Regions from separate parts of the Mus musculus genome. Here region 2 is linked to region 1. A link is a loop called in an ENCODE intact Hi-C map of the cell type or tissue named here. Cell type or tissue: heart. All regions are shown on one strand.

Region 1 (2,500 bases):
CATGTTCCTACTCAAACAGTGCTTTGTAATTAAGTCCTAATGATCCTGGATTATAACTCCCTAAAGTTAATAGGAAGTTTTGATAGTTTGCTATATGTATGCAATTTCTAAGGAGTTCAGAGCTGGGAAACACCTAATCTATGTACTTTTGTTCTGGACATTCCACAGGAAAAGTTCCATTTCCACAATATCTAATGAAGTAATTTCCCTAACCTGACAATCACAGCTAAACTAACAAGAAGACACAACCATGTGTAACTTGTGCTTGCTTCTCTTTAACTCAAGCTACAACTTGCCAACATCTAGTTACTATTTAAGAAACGAGACAACAACATCCATCACATTTCATTTTGCTTTCTATTTCTGTTGTTTTGGGGACAGTCTCATGTTGTCCAGTCAGCCTTGAACTTACTGTGTAGCTGAGAATGACCCTGAGCCTCTGGCCTCTGGCCCATAAGCAAAGGACTGGCAGATTTATACCACTTTACCCAATTGCTCTTTAGTAATTGTTAATAGCATCCATTGTAAATCACATACAGCTCAAAACTAGAGAGTAACTTTATATCTGTGAAGATTAAACTTTAAAGAACAAAAATTGTTTTACTTAGAAAATAACAGCATCTTTGCTGAGGATGGTGGAGGCCCGTGATAGCAAGCTCCCTGCCTTGCTCATCTCTAGAGTTGCATATAGGAGCAAGGACTGCAGTGCTGGTGCAGTTCTAGTCTAAGCATGTTCATTATAATCTCTACAGAGATGTGAATGCAGAGGATGGCCTCTCAGAACAAAACACAATCTGTACATAAAACCAGAGACACTGAAACTTATAGAGGAGAAAGTAGGGAAAAGCCTCGAAGATATGGGTACAGGGGAAAAATTCCTGAATAGAACAGCAATGGCTTGTGCTGTAAGATCGAGAATTGATAAATGGGACCTCATAAAACTGAGAAACCAAAATACCAACTTCAACAGGTGTTACAGTTTCATTGCTTGTGCCACAGTGACACCAGCTGGCCAACCAAATCATTGCAACCCAGTAATATATCATGTTCACGTGAGACTTTATAATTTTATAGTGACTGTACTGGCTGGTTTTATGTGTCAACTTGACACAAGCTAGAGTTATCATAGAGAAAGGAGCCTCAGTTGAGAAAAAGTCTGTATGAGATCCAGCTGTAAGGCATTTTCCCTTAGTGATTGGGGATTGGGGAGAGGGTCCAGTCCACTGTGAGTGGTGTTATCTATCCCTGGGTCCTGGGTTCTACAAGAAGGCAGGATGAGCAAGCCAGGGGAAGCAAGCCAGTAAGCAGCACCCCTCCATGGCCTCTGCATCAGCTCCTGCCTCCAAGTTCCTGCCCTGTGTGAGTTCCTGTCCTGACCTCCTTTGGTGATGAACAGCAATGTGGAAGTGTAAGCTGAATAAAGCCTTTCCTCCCCAACTTGCTCGCAGCAATAGAAACCCTGACAAAGACAGTGACTGTTATGCAAAGGCAAGAAAAAAGTACAAGATTCTAAATGAACAGCCATGAAGGAAGAAGTATGCATGTATCTATGAAATCTGTTCAGGAATCCTGCCCCCATGAGACTGCTTTGCTGTTCTATAAACATCTATAGTCTAACACCAGGCAATGCATTTGACTCTTTCTTTCTAAAATTTCACTTTTATTAAAATATTTGGGGTTAAACACAATTTCCCGTCATTAACTAGGAAAACGAAATGAGAAGGCAACTAACATTTAGGTTAGCATAGGCCTGATAGATCTTAAGTATAAATACACTGTAAACCGTCAAAAGATGGTTTGAAATATTGTGTCCACTCTTGAGAAAGGCACCCAACTAAAGTTAATTTTCACTAAAAGGTATCAAATGTCTAAGAGACCCCGACGCGCTGACTACCCTGACTGGGTAGGAGCTCCAGCGAGCATCACGGTGCTGGGCTTCTGCATGGGAGGAGGGCGGACGCTCTGGCGGAGGATAGTACTGCATCTTCAGGAATATTCAGGAGGAATATTCAGGAGGATAGTACTGCATCTTCAGGAATAGTGCCACTGATTTTAAAACTACATGCTCAATGTGGAGAGGGCTCCGAGACAACCATCTTTTTCCTTTCTTTGCCTTCTAAGATGAAGTGAAATAACATTGGAGGACAATACCCAAAAGGAGAATTTGATACTAATGAAGAATAAATGTGCAGATAAGCAAGTTACTTAACTAGCTTTGACTGCATAAGCAAAGCACTTTCTATAAGTGATACTCACAAGCAAGACTCTGAAGACCCATTAAAGGATTTAATGTACAAAGTAACCCTGAGGAAATACACTGGAGCAATGTGCTGCCAGATATCCAGGTTGGAATTGGTAGTTTTGCCCAATTTCATTATTAGAGTGAGATAGCGTGGTGTTGTTTTAAGGAGATACCAAGAAATAAAGCAGAGTTCAAATCCAAAACCATGTATAAATAACCTAGTTTAATAAAATAGCAAAAGCTCTTAGTGAAAGAAAA
Region 2 (2,500 bases), 61 kb before region 1:
CGCCCGCTGTCCCGGCGCCGCCGTCTCTCCGCAGGACTGCAGGCCGGGGACGGTGAGGGGGCAGGGCGGTGCGGAGGGGCGGGGCCGCTGCAGGTAACAATGCTGCCTACCCGGCTGCTCCTCCAGCCGGCCGCAAAGGACAGCACGCCCTTTCCTGCTCTGCTGCTTCCCTCGCTCCCCCTTCAACCCGAACAGCACCGCCACTGAGCTCGCCCTCGCCAGCTCCGGGCTCCCGAGACTCGAAAGCCGCCGCCCAGCACGCTGCTCCTGGCACCTGAAGACCAGCTCGGGGCTGGGCGGGCAACCACAGAGGACGATGGAAATTGCTGCAGGGAAAAGATGAGCCTTGGTGTCCTAATGGAGCGAAGTGGGAGGCGCCACGGTCGCTACTGAGCAGGTCACCGCCTTCCACAAAAGGAACCTCTGCGGCAGTCTCCTGGACACCCTATCCCGCGCACACGCAAGAACACCCCACGCACATTCGTAGGCACGCATGCACCTTTATATCACACACACACATTCACACACCTCCGCTCCACTCCACAGCTTCTCTTTGGAGCTTAGCGCTTCTCAGGAGGTCCAGAGCGGTGTAGAGGTCTGATCCCCTGTGGAGCACGTCTCTTCTCCCACTTGTTTTCCCACCCTTTCTTTCCCCTTCCCTCCCTTCCCCTTCCTCTCCTTTATTTTCTTTTGTCTCAATGATGGTAACAAACTTTTGAGCTTTATTAAAGAAGAAGAAAAAAAAAAAAGCCTAGCAGAACTGAATGAAGGGGCTCTGTCTGGGAACTGGGAAAGAGCCCGCCCACTCACTGAAGGAAACAGGGAAGTCAGTCTAATCGCATAAATTTTTTTTTTTTTTTCAAAGTGACTTGCGAAGACGCCAGGCAGAGAGCGAAGTGAGTAGTCAAAGAAAACTTACTCTGGACAAACCGGCTGCTGGCACCTCAGCTGCCGGGGTGGGGAAGCGCCCTCTGCGGGAATGAAGTCATCCTACCCTTTTCTGGGTGCGCCCAGATAACCGACCAGAGCTTTCCTTTCCCAAGCTCTGGGGTCTAAGGACTTCCAGACACTCCACCAGGTCCTCAAGTCCTGGGCATCATTCCTCGCCTCCTTCTGCGGGTCTTGCATAGGAAAAGAGAAGTACTAGTCCAAACCAGCCCAGTATTCAAGACCCCAAAACTGTGGCAGCCTATATCTTGGTTCTTTGGCCATTAATATAGTTCACAACCCACAAACACTGAAAATATCAAGGCAGGTCTCAGGCTGGGAGCACAAGTTAGTTCAAATGAATATTGATCGGTACTCAGGTAAAAGAGTATTGAGTATTCAGTGTGAGCATGGCCTTTCCCTTTTTATTTTATTGTTTATTATTTTTGGTGCTTTGGAACATGATCTGTCTCTCTCCCTCTAGGCCTAGATGTCCTTAAACTCACTCTGCAGACCAGGCTGCCCTCCAATCACAGAGATCTGCATGGGTCACCAAGCCAGCCCCCTGTCCCCTTCTTTAGTCTGAGATTGGTCCCCTCCCTCCATCGCTCACACTGTAGGACACATGCCCTGAAAGACTAGTCCCTTTCTGCTCCAGTCTGTGGTCCCAGACGGCTGAGACGAGCAGGTCCAGAGCCAGCCTTGGCAACACTGTGAGATTTCCAAGAAGAAAAAGGCCGATTTGGAGGAGTCAAGCCCTGTGGCCCATCCTCCTCCTCTGGCCTTTGATCTCCAGCTTCTGCTCTGGCCCACAGGCCTTCCCTCTGCATCTCTGGCCCTCCCCGGTGACCCTTCTTTTCCTGAGTGCAGTCATAAGGTTCTTACAACCCTTGATCTATTGTCCATTATAATCCCATGGGGATCGCTTCTGACTTGAATCCGGGTGCCCTTTTGAAAGAAAAGCAGTAAAAATGAATACACATGGCCTTGGGTTTCCATCCTTGGAAGGGGCCCAGAAAAATGAGAGCCAATTGTTGTCAGTTATGCCAGCGACTCAGATCCACAGCCGTCTCATGGTGACACAAGTCCAGATTTAATGCCTGGAAGACAACCCACCTTCCCCTCACATTATCGCTCTTCCCTCTTTCCTTTCTCTCATGGCTGGCTTGGGAAGTTCAAGTCCCAGTGTCACCACACTAACTCTAGAGTGACGTGGTCTGCACTGCCCTTCTGCTGCCTACCATGCGTGAGACACCCACCAACCTTCCATTTTGATTTCCACCTTAGGGAAGTGTAACTGGATACCTATGTCCCAAAGCTTAGACTTCTACCTCCACTTCACCAAATTCACTGAGAAACTGCTGCGGGAACTGTTTACTGTACAAACAGGTCAAGCCTAAGGCTTTCCACATCGGTGGCTATCCTTCTTTGGGTCATGTGTGCATAGATGTGGCCTTCAGTCCGATGAAGCAGGGGCACCCTGCGTCATCTCCTGCCATCTGGGCCTTCCATCCCTATAACTTTGTGTGAGGCCCCTCAGGATAGATCTTGTTTATTTTGACTTGATTTCCTT

What was found. Hi-C counts contacts between places; a loop is a spot of excess contacts. Peaks named below come from ENCODE experiments on the same cell type or tissue, not always from the same donor. Only the 100,000 strongest peaks of a DNase experiment are listed, where the experiment ranks them.
Region 2: it touches region 1 in a loop (4-fold over the local background); 3 of 42 quality-filtered maps call a loop at or near these places.

The regions. Positions count from the first base shown.
Region 1 is chr3:84,541,644-84,544,143 of GRCm38, forward strand. The region is part of intron 2 of Arfip1 (ADP-ribosylation factor interacting protein 1); the gene reads right to left. Among named protein-coding and RNA genes, the nearest start is that of Gm35410, 40 kb to the right of the region's middle. In heart, a CTCF peak has its summit at 1,018 (motif pointing left); no DNase peak of the experiment used is centred here.
Region 2 is chr3:84,480,400-84,482,899 of GRCm38, forward strand. It overlaps a transcript of Fhdc1 not described here. Among named protein-coding and RNA genes, the nearest start is that of Fhdc1, 2.2 kb to the left of the region's middle. In heart, CTCF peaks have their summits at 161 and 971 (motif pointing left); no DNase peak of the experiment used is centred here; H3K4me3 peaks cover 941 bases; H3K27ac peaks cover 557 bases; H3K27me3 peaks cover 1,143 bases.